Linked DNA regions of Homo sapiens: region 1 is linked to region 2. A link is a loop called in an ENCODE intact Hi-C map of the cell type or tissue named here. Cell type or tissue: IMR-90. All regions are shown on one strand. Region 1 has its middle 17 kb from the start of LINC02758. Region 2 overlaps METTL15 (methyltransferase 15, mitochondrial 12S rRNA N4-cytidine).

The links. Peaks named below come from ENCODE experiments on the same cell type or tissue, not always from the same donor. Only the 100,000 strongest peaks of a DNase experiment are listed, where the experiment ranks them.
Region 1: a loop joins it to region 2, with 4 times the contacts of the local background. A loop is called at or near these places in 4 of 110 quality-filtered maps.

What each region holds. Positions count from the first base shown.
Region 1 is chr11:28,517,693-28,525,692 of GRCh38, reverse strand. It overlaps a transcript of METTL15 not described here. Among named protein-coding and RNA genes, the nearest start is that of LINC02758, 17 kb to the left of the region's middle. RefSeq lists an enhancer at 3,954-5,153. In IMR-90, no CTCF peak of the experiment used is centred here; no DNase peak of the experiment used is centred here; H3K27ac peaks cover 664 bases.
Region 2 is chr11:28,119,183-28,127,182 of GRCh38, reverse strand. The region is part of intron 3 of METTL15 (methyltransferase 15, mitochondrial 12S rRNA N4-cytidine); the gene reads right to left. Among named protein-coding and RNA genes, the nearest start is that of METTL15, 15 kb to the right of the region's middle. In IMR-90, no CTCF peak of the experiment used is centred here; a DNase peak (open chromatin) is centred at 3,702; H3K4me3 peaks cover 270 bases.

The DNA.
Region 1 (8,000 bases), 400 kb before region 2:
TCTTTATGTCTAACTAAGGGATTGTGAATACAGCAATCAGCACTCTGTATCTAGCTCAAGGTTTGTAAATGCACCAATCAGCACTCTGTGTCTAGCTCAAGGTTTGTAATGCACCAATCAGCGCTCTGTGTCTAGCTGATCTGGTATCTGGTGGGGACTTGGAGAACCTTTATGTCTAGCTAAGGGATTGTGAATTCACCAATCGGCACTCTGTTTCTAGCTCAAGGTTGTAAATGCACCAATCAGCACTCTGTGTCTAGCTCAGGGTTTGTAAATACATCAATTAGCACTGTGTATCTAGCTAATCTAGTGGGGACGTGGAGAACCTTTGTGTCTAGCTCAGGGATTGTAAATGCACCAATCAGCACCCTGTCAAAACAGACCACTCCCGCTCTCTGTAAAATGGACCAATCAGCAGGATGTGCGTGGGGCCAGAAAAGAGAATAAAAGCAGGCTGCGCGAGGCAGCAGTGGCAACCCGCTCAGGTCCTCTTCCACACTGTGGAAGCTTTGTTCTTTTGCTCTTTGCAATAAATCTTGCTGCTGCTCACTCTTTGGGTCCACACGCCTTTATGAGCTATAACACTCACAGCGAAGGTCTGCAGTTTCACTCCTGAAGCCAGCGAGACCACGAACCCACCAGGAGGAACGAGCAACTCCAGACGCGCTGCCTTAAGAACTGTAACACTCACCGCGAAGGTCTGCAGCTTCACTCCTGAGCCAGCGAGACCATGAACCCACCAGAAGGAAGAAACTCCAAACACATCCGAACATCAGAAGGAACAAACTCCGGACACACCGCCTTTAAGAACTGTAACACTCACTGCGAGGGTCCGCGGCTTCATTCTTGAAGTCAGTGAGACCAATAACCCACCAATTCTGGACACATAACCTTTAAGCCCTGTATGTTCTTCTCCTTACCTAAATCCTTATCTCTCATTAGGCTCCCTTCAATTTACTGTATCTCAAATATATTGGCTCTCATTCAGTTCCTAACTTCAGGAACTACACAATGTTTTACTCCTTTACCTTGCTGATTATTCCATTTTTGAGGACTCAGTTTAAATGCAATTTCCACAGACACTTTCTTGAACCCTTCACACTAAGTAATTACTCATCGAGGCAATACTAATGCTCTAACAAAGAAAATGTCTTTGACAATACCTTTCCCTCAAATACTTGTTGGGCTCCTTGGTAGGCTTTTAATCTACTTACTAATCAGTTCCATGTTCTAGTGACTATGCCCAAGATTATTTCCCAGATAAAATTATCAAGCCCAATTTAGGTATTTGCTTTCTATCTTCCAAGGCAATCTCTTTCACATTAATAGATGATATCTTGAGACCAGTGAAGTCATAGACTTGGGTGGGAAGGCCACATACCTTTAATCTAATCTGTACTTCCAGAGCTCTATCTGCATGAGTCACTGTTACTCAAAACCTCTTTAGATTTCATCTATTATCGTTCATGGTCTTGAAGTGATTTTCAAAAAAATCAAAAATTTTTGGTATTCTCTGACTGTCTGGCAACTATCCAGTTATTTCTGGATTTAGCTTTATTTTCCTAGTAACATCTTGGTAAAAAGTGGAAATGAAAACCAATTTGGATTATTCTGAGTTTTTCCAACTGTATCCCCCAGAATATAATTTTTCAACCCCAACACCATTGACACGTTAGATCAGATAATTACGCATTTTAGGGATCTATCCTGTGCATTGTGGGATGTTTGTCAGCATCCTTGGCCTCTACCCACTCTGTGCTTATAGCACCACCCCACCTTAGTCACGACAAACAAAAATATCTCCAGACATTGTCATATGTGCCCTGGGATACAAAATCACCCATCAATTAATAACTGAAACCACAGGCTCAATAGGCCCATTTTCTGCCTTCAAGTTATCATAGTCAATAACTTTACCAAATATTTGGTCAAATTCATAGAATGGGCCTTCATTTATCCAACCTTTAAGAGTTTTATGGCTGCCTAACTTATTACTGATAGGTCAATGTCACCTAATTTAAATGTTTGTTATATGTAGATAGTACCTCATTTCAAGTTTATGTTGAATCATAACTTCAGAATTAGTTTCTATATTAGTTATGGCAATTCTAGCTTCATAATGAGCAAATATCAGCATCACTGTGGCTAAAGCCAATATAAATTTATTTTCCACATGTAATAGTCCAATGCTGGTGTTTGGTTGGTGACTTCTGTGTAGTGTTTCAGAGAGCCAATCAGCTTCCAATATGTCGTTCTGCCATTTTCAACACATAGATTCAAAGGTCATGATGTTCATATGTTTCAAGTCAAAGCAAAAAGAATACAGAATATTGTATAAGGGAGAATTTTATAGGCTAGACTATGTAATGACATATATTATTTTTGCTCACATTTATTGATTATAATTCAATTATATTGTTGTATCCAACTGAAAATGTGTTTGTATTTGGGATGGAAAATACAGACTACTTATGTGCCCAAGAGCACAAGGGAATAGGTTTGATGATAGCTTTCAGTACCTGCTGTTTTAACTAGTTATATCCTCTCATTGTACTGTACCCTTTTTTAATGCCACTTATTAGAATTATAATAAAGTAATTATTTAAACAACTATTGGTTTATAATCCGTCTTGCCTCTAAATCAGTATACTCCATAAAGGCAAGAACCGCATCCATTGTATTCAATGTTGTATCTTTAGCAAATTTGCTAGTTTTCTGAACCTCGCAAAGTTCTTGGCATTTAGTACTTTTTCAATAGAAATGTTTTAAATAAATGAATAAAATAATGTAAAAGTGGGTGAATAAACAAATGATGATTTGGTCCTTGATATAGACCTAGTCTAGCAAGTTATTCTTTGCCAGACACATATGTAGCTTTCCTCCTGATCTCACGGTCTCATGTTTACTCTGCTTAATTCAAGCAGTGGCAACTGGTTCTGCCCTTGTAACCCATGGTGAAGAAGTGAGATGGTCATGTAGTCTCCAGAGCCCAACTTTTCCTGATTGTGTTGGTTCCTGAGGCTCCTTCTGCCTTCTTGTGATGGTGAAATTTATGTGTCAACTTGATTGGGCCATAGTGTCCAGATATGTGACACCTAGATACATTATTCTGGGATTTTTCTGTGAGGGTGTTTTTGGATGAGACTAATATTTAAATTGGTGGACTTCGAATAAATTAAGTTACCCTCTGTGATGCTGATGGGCTTCCTCTAATCAGCTGAAGGCCTGGATAGAACAAAAGACTAACCTCCGCCAAGCAAGAGGAAATGCTGCAGGAGACAACCTTTGGACTTGAACTGTACAGTCAGCTCTTCTTCGGGTCTCCAGCCTGCTGGGCCATTTTGCAGATTTTGCACTTGCCAGCCTCCATAATTATGTCAATCAATTCCTTCAAATAAACCTTTCTATATACTGTATACATACATCCCACCGGTTCAGTTTTTCTGGATTATCCTGACTAATACACTGCTCATATACACATATCAATTTTAGACTTCACTCTAAGGTCAATACTTCTATTTAGAGTGAAGGGAGGGCTGGCTCCAGAGCCTAACATCCCCCAGATTCTCCTGTTCATATTAAGGCACAGAGCTTTCCTATTGTGTGTGCTCAGTTTCTGATCAAATTTTTAATGATACAGCATTCATTTCACTACCTCATTACTACACACCTGTATTAGTCAGGGTCCCAACAGAAAACAGATGGCAAACTCAAATTGGAAACATTAAGGCAAGTTTAGTAAAAGGATTCTTGCCAGAGTTGTGGACAGCATATAAGGAAACTACAAGGAACAGCACATTACCCCCAAGGTGAGTAACAGAGGATCACCTCCAGGACTGAAGAGGCAAAGAAGGGAGCCAGTGGGAAACCTAGAGAGACAGCAAGAGTGGGGCAAAGAAAGATACTGAAGAGCTATGGCCTATACTTGAGAGAAACTCCCAGACTAGGACATGGAAGGAACCAGGATAATAATACCCTGACCCTACTCTGCTTTCTCCTACTAGTCTTCTAGCAATGCCTTAAGCAAACCCAACCAGAAGTGGAGCATGAGGGAGCCCAAGGTCAGCGCTGGAGTTTACAGCAGGGAGGAGAAAAATAGAAAGTGAATCTGGAGGGCCACAAACATCAAATATTCAGCACACGGCCCTACCTTCCTAAGCCTCTGGCACTGCCCCAGAAGGAATAACTTCATATGATTTCTTCAAGATAAAGCCAACAGTCTGTCTTCTCTAATAGCCTCATCTACCTCTCAAACTTATACACCCAACTCTCCCATCAAGGAGAAATCCTTCTGCAGATGGTATAGTGCTCTTTTGGCTTTTCTTTTCCCAATTACCTTGTTTACTCATAGAAATAGTGCACTAGAGGGCCCATCCCTTCGGGCATTCGGACAGGCCCTGACATGTCAGAACTGGCTGGACATGTCCAAGACACAATAAAACCCAGTAAGATATACTTGGCACTAAATAAGGGCTGATTAGAATGGAATCTTCCATTGATGACTTAGCCACATCAGGATTGTACAGGACCTCAGGTTGTAATTCTGAATATCAAGTCATTATACAAAACTGTATAAAATACAATTATGGATTTTTTAAAGGAGTTGATTTTTGCATCCTGGAACATGCATCACTGCATATTCCAAGTTAACAGTTCCTGAAGTTAAAAAAAAAAAAAGAAGTTTGATAGTTTTGTAAACCAGCCTTGAAATTCTTAGTTCTTAAAACTGGCCAAGGCCCAAAATGGAAAGAGAGAACAAAGAAAATAAACTGTTTTCATAAGTTAGAATCCAGCAGCATCAGAAATCTTGAAAGAGGTTGGAAAACATTTTCAGACTGGTTTTACAACTCCTGTTAGCCTAGTTAATTGATATCACCACCCAAATTTACTTTAACTGGGCTTTGAAAGCTTTTGAAATTCATTTTCCTAAATGAATACAGCTCTAAACTCCGTGAAGAATGGTGTATTTTCCTGCCCACTATTAAACTAACCTGAAATTTTATAGCATGCTAGAAATTCTAGTCAAATCTGAAGAATCACCTTGAAGCCATTAATTACCAGATAATCCTGAAACCAAAGAAAAGACTCATATTTATAGATGAATAAAAGAACTCCCAGGGTGGCCTAACCATAAGTTATTTTCTCGGGACCTTCTTGAAGGTAATATCTCTTGGGTGGCAAGGCTGGCACCAGACAAAGTGATGTAGCTGTTTTCACTGCATGGGCTCCAGATGCCTTTGTTGTTTCTATCAGGCTCCCAGGGCAGCCTCACCCAGGTCTTCTTGATTACCCAGTTCCCTTCTAGTTTAAACATTCCTAGGCCCCTGACTCCTTTTTTTTCTTTTTCTATTTTAAGATGAGATCTCATTCTGTTGCTCAGGCTGGAGTGCAGTGGCTTGGATCACGGCTCACTGCAGCCTCAACCTCCCCAGGCTCAGGTGATCCTCCCACCTCAGACTCCTGAGTAGCTGGGAATACAGGTATGCACCACTACTCCAGGCTCACTTTTCCTATTTGTGGAGACAAGGTCTCACCACGTTGCCCAGGCTGGTCATTAATTCCTGGGCTCAAGCAATCCACCTGCCTCAGCTTCCCAAAGTGCTAGGATTACAGGCGTGACCTAACACAACTGGCCAAGAAGACTTCTTTATGTGACTGAGTAAAAAGTTTAAATACTTCCTATCTTCCTTCCCCAGTGATATGCTAAAAACTGGTGCTTTAACTACAGTGTGTAGCTTTAAGGAGAATCAGCCGTGTTGGAAAATGCCTGGACAAACAATCAGGGGGCTTGGGTTCTTGTTTGTCCCCTACCACTAAAAGCTAAAGTGACCTTGACAGTGTCACTTTACTTCTTTGGCCTCAGATTCCTCTTCTATAACAAGAAGGTGGTTGAATTGTGTCAGTGATGTCTATGCTATTTTTTTTTAGCCTTTCTGCAAAATAGAATATTACATGGGAGCTCAATATGTGAAGGAGAAAAAAAGTACAGCTGCTCTAGTTTGAAGATGATTTCTACCAACCCTGTGCACTTGACCATCACACTTCCCAGTATGTCTTCAGTTTACTCCCCTTTCACAGTAGGACCTTTGATTCATGCATGTGGCTTATGATCTCTGAGGTTCTTCTTTTTTTTTTTTTGAGACGGAGCCTCACTCTGTCGCCCAGGCTGGAGTGCAGTGGCGTAATCTCAGCTCACTGCAAACTCTGCCTCCCAAGTTCGCCCCATTCTCCTGCCTCAGCCTCCCGAGTATCTAGGACTACTGGCGCCTGCCACCACGCCCGGCTAATTTTTTGTATTTTTAGTAAAGACGGAGTTTCACCGTGTTAGCCAGGATGGTCTCGATCTCCTGACCTCGTGATCCGCCCGCCTCGGCCTCCCGAAGTGCTGGGATTACAGGCGTGAGCCACCGCTCCTGGCCTCTTGAGGTTCTTCTTTAAAAAGCAGAACTCTGGATCCCACTCCAAAATCTGCTAAATCAGCCTGTGTAGAGGTAGGCTCAGGAAGGTGCATTTAAACAAGCATCTCAGGTGAATTTCATCCACACAAAAGTTTCAGCACAGCAAAGCAATTTGAAAAAGGACTGGGTCAAATATTTCTGATGTCCATCTCTACTCTAAAAGTCAACAGTGGTTTTCAGTGTTTAAGACTTAGAAAAATCCTTTAGGATCTGATAAAAGCAATGACTCTCCTCCCTGAGAAATATGCAAACAAACAAATATGCATACACACACATTCACAGATACATATATGAAATGTTCCCAGAATTTCAGCAAGCTTATGTACTCAGTTATATATCCCTCTGATGTACATCCATGGACACCCCATAGCCTCACAGTTAAAACCCTTACAATATTCATTACTTAACAGCGATATTTCAGGGTGAGTGTGGTGATTCACAGGAGCCCTTCTGGGGGGCTTCTGATATTGCACTAAGCCAAAGGTTGCCTCTAACTTAGGATTTCTAATTCAGTTTTCAAATTGTTTAAAATAATTGGTATGTCCTGTTTGTTTGTTTTTCTTAACTACCAGGATAGTGTTACCCTGAATTTTCCTTACTTACTTCACCACCAGTATGAGGATGACATGGCTAACCCCTAGGCAAACAGCTGACACTTTCTGAAGACCCTTGCTGTAAGGGCTGTTCAGTTCCCAAACTGTTTCAATTATCAAATTATGCTTATAGACATTCCTGCCCATGGAACAAGAGGGTTATGTCTTCCAACAGGAATGATGCAGCCACCTCGCTGCTAGAAATCCAGATATTCTTTTCAGAGGATCCAGGAGTGAGCTTGAAGCTGGTTTTCAATCTGCCAAACAATAAGACTGTGTGGTGGCGCCAGGCACTCCTATTAAGGGCTGCTCCATAAATATTCATGGACCATGATAACAACCAGGATAGTTCCTTCCCAAAAGTCTTTCTTTCTCACAGTGCCACCCAGATGTGTCATGTGGAGGGGGGTCTCTAGCATCCAACAGAGATGAGATCCTGTACTGCCTAGATAATTTCTTTATGCTTTTTTTTTAAACCTTTCTCCTGCAATCTGAGTGATTTTGGCTTTCATTTTGCTATTGGCCTGCCAGCAGTAGCCCCTCTCCAAGTCAGCTCCCCACCTACTTCTTCCCAGTCAATAGGGAACCACTTAACGACATGAACATTAACTAATTTGAAGTTTGCTTTTGAACCCAGCACTAATAGGAGATGAGGAATGTGTTTCTGTTTGCAAGTTTTCCATGTGGGTTAAGTAAAGATTGTTTGCTCAAGTTTGAAGTTTGGAAGAAAAAGGAAAAACAAGGCCCATGCCTCATCTTGTCCTTTGAAGGTAGGCAGAAGGACCATTGTTCCCCGTGCAGCTGAAACTTGTGGGCTGAGAAACCACTGGAGTCTCCTCCCTGAGGTTTCTGAAAAATTCCCCACACACATCATTGTCAGTAACCGTGGCGGGCTGTTTTGTTTCGCCTTTCATTCCTTATTTATTGCCAAAGTAAATGGCAATGACAG
Region 2 (8,000 bases):
TCCATCCTCCACAGTGTAGAGAGAATTATCTTTTTAAAAAGCAGACTTAATCATCTCTCACCTCCACCTGCCTCTCCAGCCTCATCTTGCACCATCTCCCTCTTTGCATTTTCAGCACACTCACTCAGTGGCTTGCTTACAATCTTTCATTCTTACCAAGCTCCTTCCCAGCACAGAACTTTTGTACATGTTCCCTTTCCTCTTTGAAATGTTCTTTACCCTCCTCTTAACCTATTTAATTGTCTAGATTCTTTGTCCTTATGATTACTTCCCACTCAAGAAAATCTTACCACTTTAAATCCTCCTGTTCGGAGATCTAAGAGCACTATATACTCTTTCATGGCAGTGGAAATTTCATATTCACTTGAATAATTACTTGATAAATGCCCATTTCAACCACTAAATTGTAAGCTCCTTAAGGGCTAAGACCATGTCTAATTTTGTTCTATATTGCATATCCAGTACTAAGTGCATTGTACCTGATATACAGTAGAAACTTAATAGACATCTTCTGAATAAATAAGAGAATGGTTTAATTTTCACACTAAAACTCAGATATAACACCTCACTGCCATTTTTTAATTTCTCCCTATCCTTGCCTCTCTTCACCCAATCATTGCCACATCTATCTCCTCAATGTCTCTTTCTGTAGGACCTTTCTTTTCATTCCTCCATTCAATAATTATTTCAACAAATATTTATGGGGTATCTTCTACATATCAAATGCTCTTAGCACTGAGGATACAGTGGTAAAAGTCAGACAAAAATCCCACCTTTCAAGCTAGTGTGCTATGGAGGAAGGCGGTAGAGAAGGGAGTTGGGGGAGGAAGGGGCAGACAGTTAAGAAGAAAAAGAGAATGGTATATACAGCATATCACTGTTAAGTGCTAAGGAAAAAACAAACAAACAAGCAAGGAAGGAGGATACCAAACATTTGAAGATGGTAGTTGAAATTTCAGACAGGGTGGCCAGGGAAGGCATCCCTGAAAAGGTAACATCTGAATAACAACCAGAGTGAGAGAGTCAGCCATGTGTATATCTGTGGGATGTGTACTCTAGGTTTTCTGATTTAATGTGCTACCTACTTTCACCAAGAAAATCCCACCAATTTGCTTAGATTAAATGTACTGGAAAATTTCGTCAAGAAGATTCAATTGCTGGAGTGAGCATACTAAGATATAAGCACTAGCTGAAAAGAAATAAAGGCACCCAAAAATACATAGCCATGTGTGGATTTGGAGAAATAAGGAATTAAGTCACTTAGAATTCCACTGATGCGTAGAATACGGAAACAAAAAATATTCAAAATTACTACCTTAAGTCGATCAAGAACAGTTTAATTAAGATGCATATACTATAAGGTAAGTTTACATTTCAGAAAAATAAGATTTTAGAAGATTTTTTATCCAAAAAAGAACTTAACAAAACAGTTACAGCAATTTAAGTTGTACCTGGAATACGCAATCATCGTAACTCAAAATCAAATTTGTTAAAAATTGGTTTATAGTTACCTTATTTAACCAATAAATTATTCTAATTCCCTTTATTACAGAAGTACAGTGAAAGGTGTGAGAGACCTGTAACATTGCGGTTTTGATTTTTTTCCATATGTAATCATAAAATCAAACGTGTAAAATCAGCTAGCTTGGTTCCAAAATTCAGAATAGAATACACTGAAATAAAAAAAATGAAACAAAATTTCAGAGTTTTGGATGGATACTCGTTTATCCAACTGCATAGAACTCAGATATAATATCATCAGCACAATCAAACCAGAATAGTGTCAATCTATACACAGATTTCACAGGAAATGGAGAATTTGACCCTACACAACTTACTCCTGGCTTTCAGAAGGCATACTTACCTTAAACAAAACTGATATATCCCTGATATAAATTGCTCAAAGAAATTTTAATACCTACTCTGAAGAAATCTTGAAATAAAAGTATTTATTTTATATGCTATCAATCATGCCTTTAAACTCCTCAGGGGAAAGCTTAATAACTTTAGAAAAATCTGGATGGTTTCTATTACTAACATGATATTACAAAAATAAGTACAAAAACAAGAAAACATTCTACAACATTCCTCTCTCACAGTTATCTCAATTTTCTGAAAAACCTGTCTGTATTTAACTTCTAAAACAGGCCCTAGCAAGAGAAGTTACTTACATTTTCATTCATAAAAGTAGTTCACTATTTCGGTAATTTTAAATTGGAGAAAAATCAAGTTTTTCTACTAAAAAATGTTGGTTTCATATGTATTGCTCAAAGAAGAAACTGTCTTGGCGATGATATTCTATACCGGTAGAAAAATTAAAGTATTCATATAACCATTATATAGGTCATTTAAAATAAGGGGGTATAAAACTGAGGTCAATTTTAATTCTTTCATATTTCTGCTACAAAGTTAAGAGTAATATTAAAGCCATAGACAAGAGACTAATGGTACCTCGGTGCTAGAGAAAGCAGGGAAAACGTACAGAAAGGACAGAAATTCATGGAGTTTTTGCTTTCCTTTTTAGTATTAACACTCCATTTCTTCAAGTCATCCTCTTACAGTTTTTTATTTCCCTCAACACCACAGTTTCTCTCCACCCTCATTTCTAAGCCTCAGTCACTTAATGGCTCTAGTTGGCTTATCCCATATCTTTCTTTGAGCAATTTATCTTCTGATACTGTCATTATAAATATAAGGTTTCCTTGCACGAGTGAGAGATCAATCTGAGATCAAGCTCTGAAAAATTCAGTGAGCTAGCCAATTAGATGTGTCTGCACTCCTCTGCAGAGGGTTATGAAGACAAGAACAGCATAACGTGCTCCAAATGACTGAGCTTGGGCATAGTCACAAGTGCTCAGGGGGCTAGTGATCTATTCTCTAGTAACGTTAGGCCAAATAGCTGTCCTAAGGGATTAAGGGGCCTGATAACAAGCTCTGAAGATCTTCTAGGGTGTCCTCTAGAACATAAGAACACTTAGGTTTGAGGGGAAAAAGCATACTGTATAACCTGATTATTAGCTAGAAGCATTCAAGTCCAAAAAATGTCATTTATTACTATATGGTTCCAGTAAAACATATGCATTAGAGACATTTCCTGTCCTTCTTTCCATATCTGACATGATACTTTGCACAAAACACTACTGAAATTAGTATTAATGAAAAGCACAGTCAATAATATATAAAAGTGCTTCATAAACAGTAAAATCTTATACAACTCTATGTTGTTATTATTAATAATCTTCTTCCCAGTGTATACTCGCCTCAAGTGGGAAATTCTCCATCTTTATGAATATATTAAATATCCACAGTTTACTTCTTTTGCTTGCCAGAAAGAAAAATACATGTAACAAAAGAAAGATTTCAGTTTTATCTTGAAATTTAATTATATAGAAACCTATTACAGATGACACAGGCCAAATAGGACAAAGATAAAAAATATATGCCTAAATTAGCATGTAATTTGATAAAATGACATCTCAAACATTGAAGAACAAAGGAAATAGTTTATACAGACCAACAGAGAGAAAATAAGTAGCTATAAAAAATGCACATACTTTCTAAAGCAATATTCACCAAGAAAAATAAAACATTTAAATGCATATTACCTCCTGGTATTTGTTTCACCCAAAGGGGACAACTACTAGCAACTGACCACAAAGGAAAAAAGAGAGTTTACAGAACATTATAAGATGAGTCACCATAAGGCCTTGCAACTTGGTTTATTGTAAAATAACATTTTACGTATGCTACTTACACCTCAGCTCAGTAGTTTGTTACATGAGGAGAAGGCAGTGGAAGAAGAGTAAAATAAAATGTTATGAGAATCACAAGGTCAAGGTACACTTCCTACCACTCTTCATAAAACAACATGCAACTTAGGGGAACAATGGGAAAAGACAGAGCCACTAAGCCTAGACTCTTGCAGTAACTATGATTAGACTATTGATCAGGGACTAATGCTGACCTAGAGAGTAACAAGTACTGAGGATGACTCGTGTGTATGTGCTTTAGGAACAGAAAAACCTCACTCGTTTCTCCCTTTTCTTTCTATGAGCTTCTCATATACAATGAACCTGTTTTCTGCCTGGGTCATGTCTATTTCCTGAACCAGAAGAATGGCTCTTAAGCAAATTTAAAATTTGGATTCAGTACATACGTCTGATTTTTAAACATGAGAGTGTAACATTTTTATCAACTATGAAACCATAATTTTTTGGTTAATTTTAAAAACTAATTTCTAATTACCTTGGAAGCTTGATTTTTTTATCTTAATTCTTATATTTTAGTAGCAAAGAATTAGTTTGGGACCATGAGAAAGAACAACTAGAAAAAAGATAATTTAAAGCCACTGGATAGGAAAAATAATTGAATAAGTTGTTGGTCTTAATTATTTGATGTCCTAGTAATAATTTGCTTCACAATTCAAATAAAGAGAATTATATATGATGAAAATGCATTAATTCAGTGGTAGAAAAACAAGCATATTTTCATGAATGCCAAATTTTAAAAAAAAGTTATACATTCAATATACACTGTAATTATTAGATTTGAATATGAAAACCTAATTATATAGTTACTTATATGTATACATAAATGTATATATACACACCTATATACATATATATATAAAAACAATATTTTAAATGTTAACCCGTCATTATGGAAAAAATAAGCATGAAAAAATATGTTATTTTCATTTTAGTTATAAATAATGTTTACTTCTAAAACTCTAAAAAACTGTTAAAGAGATTAAGTAACACTTTAGGCATAACTACCTCATTTACCTAAAAGACTATATATATATATATATACACACACACACACACACACACACACACACACACACACATATACACACATCTATATACTAGGATTTGAAGAGATAACCAAGAAAACTAATTTCTGCATCAGTTTTTCACATTTTATAACATGATATGAACAAAGCATTTTATAAAAAATATAATCCATAAACATTCTCATTTTAAAAAAATGTTAAATTTACCTGTAGGATTCATATTCCCACACTCCTCACACCAAGACTCTGTAAGAGGAATTTCTAAACTTGATACTTTGAGTGAGTAAGATGGAGTTAATACACATTACAGTTTTAATAAACTATAACTTTTATTAACTAAAAATATCATATACAATTTATTAAATGATCAAATATAAGAATTCAACATTTAATTGTTGTCTAGTAGTTCTGCATTTACTTTGACTCCCTAAAGATTTTAAATACCTTAACAACAGCATGCAAAATATTCATCACATTGCCAGGCAGTGCGAGTTACCTATAAATGCTACATTTATCCCAAATAACAGATAAACATGCCACTCTTAAAATATTGCATATAATAAACATAAAGCTTATCATAAAATCCAATACTAATGAGACTTTTAAACACATATCAAAGATATGCTTTAAAAGTTTTCATAGAAAAAATCTTCAATATAGAACCTTCAACAGTAAAATAAAGCAACAATATTCATTTTGCTTAAGATATCATCATAAAACAATTGTCTATTTCTAAAAACCATAAATATGAAAAATAAATTGTTTTCTTCAAAAAGATAATTCGCTTCTAAAATGTGTACTATAATATTAATAACATGTTGTCATTCTCAAGTTCTGTTATAAACCATTAATAGCTATGTTGGAAAGTTCAGGTTAAGAATATTTTGAAACCCTTTTAAGGTTTATTAGAAGTGTCAAAATTTCTTCTTTCTAAATCTATTACACAAATGAAGCAACAAATTTTTGTATAGCACAGGGCCCAAAGACAGCACTCTCCTCAGGTCCCAGTGCATAAATTAAAAAGCCAATTAAGTTAAATCAACTGATAACACTAATAAATCATCAGTTCAACTACAGTTAAAATAAATATTTATTGCCCTCCCACTAAGAGTCAAGCACTATACTGGTGCTGGGGAAGCAAAGAAGAAAAAGACATTGTCTTTATTCTTAATAAGTTTCCAATCAATAACAATGAAGAAATAATTATAATACAATGTAATACACTCCATAATTTTAAAAAGGACAAGGTTCAATATAGTTAGGTAGAATGAATAAGATTATTTAAAAGCACAACAGGGTAACAGTCAACAATAATTTATTGTACATTTTAAAATAACTAAAATAATATAATTGGAATGTTCAGAGCACAAAGAAATGATAAATGCTTGAGATGACAGATGACCCATTTACCCTGACGTGACTGTCACACATTGAATGCCTGTGTTGAGACAGCTCATGTGCCCTATAAATACATACACCTGCTATGTACTCATTAAAATTTAAAAAAAGAAAAAAGGAGAAAAAAAGGACAAGGTTCTGAAGCAGTCAAGAGAAGAAAGAGTGAATAACTTTGCAGAGAAACTTTAAGAAGGATAAGTTGACAAACCCAGATACTGAAATATGAACAAGATGTTCTCAGACCAACAAGTCACAGGGAAAAGGGCAAGTATAAGGGCACAGAAGCATCAAATACTACAAAGTGTATGGAAAACTGCATCGTGATTGATACAAAATTCAAGAAGAGGGAAACAGAAGTTGAAGAAATAGGCAGAGACTAAATCTACATTCCATGACATCAGGAACGTACCCCATGGAAATTTGCAAATACTAAAATCAGGATTTTTTTTTGTTTTTTTTTAATTCACATACCACCCCTTACCCCCAGAGAGCCAGGTGTTAAACCTTTACCAGAACAGCACTGGCAGTGTCACATTTCAGAAGATATTTTAATACAAAGGCCACTTAATGTGCTACATTTTTTAGAACATTCTCCAAACAAAGGAAGAATGCAATGTAAAATAAAATTTGCTTCAAAGAAACCTGTATTTTAAAAAATAACAGAGGGAAAACACAACATCAACAGTCCATCTCATATGAAATTTTAAGTTTTTTCTTAAGAAGAAAAAAAAAAAAAAAGGCTGGGCACAGTGGCTTACACCTGTAATCCCAGCACTTTGGGAGGCTGAGGCGGGCAGATCACGAGGTCAGGAGATGGAGACCATCCTGGCTAACACGGTGAAACCCTGTCTCTACTAAAAATACAAAAAAATTAGCTGGATGTGGTGGCAGGCGCCTGTAGTTCCAGCTACTCAGGAGGCTGAGGCAGGAGAATGGTGTGAACTCAAGAGGCAGAGCTTGCAGTGAGCCAAGATCGCCCCACTGCACTCCAGCCTGGGCGACAGAGTGAGACTCCGTCTCAAAAAAAATTTAAAAAGATATCTCCCTCTAGGTGCTATGCCATTGGTCCTATTCCTTAGAAAAGTTTCTCTTTAACAATTTGGAGTCAAACAAAATAAACTCCCGTCATCAGCCTCCAATATTTAAAGAGAGCAAACATACAGTTTTAGTATTTTTCTCTTTGATGTCTACTCTCCATTAAAGATTGCAAAGATTTTTAAATAAAACAAGTAAAATACTGCTACTGATCTTAAGAAAATTCCATTGTACAGAGCATAATGCATTTAATAAAGAAAATTATCAAAGCTAGTACCATAACTATAGAAAATCTAATAATTATAAAAAGTAATACTAAACATTATAACTTAAAATAGGTAAAAACTTACTTTGAAATATTTATAACCGAACCTAGCAAATTTAAACTATTTGTCATCATAATCTATTTTGCTTCCGTTTAGGTGCCAGCTTATTTTCTCAGCCTTTGTATCTGTTTTTTCAGATCAGTTACTTGATCAGACCTGGCCTGCCATACTGACGCTGAAATTATATAAAAGTCTTGAGCCAGAGAAGCTACCTCAGTACCCAAGGGACATTCCTCTTATTGGTGCCTCACATCTGTCTTCTAGTTTACTTTGACTTTTATTCATTCACTTAAAACATCATTACAAAACTACCATGTGGCAGGCCTTGTGCTAAGCACTAGAGATATAATGGTAAGCAAGACAAATATGTCCATGGCTTCATGGAGGGCAATCTACTAAGAGAGGTGTATATTGAACAAATAATCTCATCATAATTATAATTATGA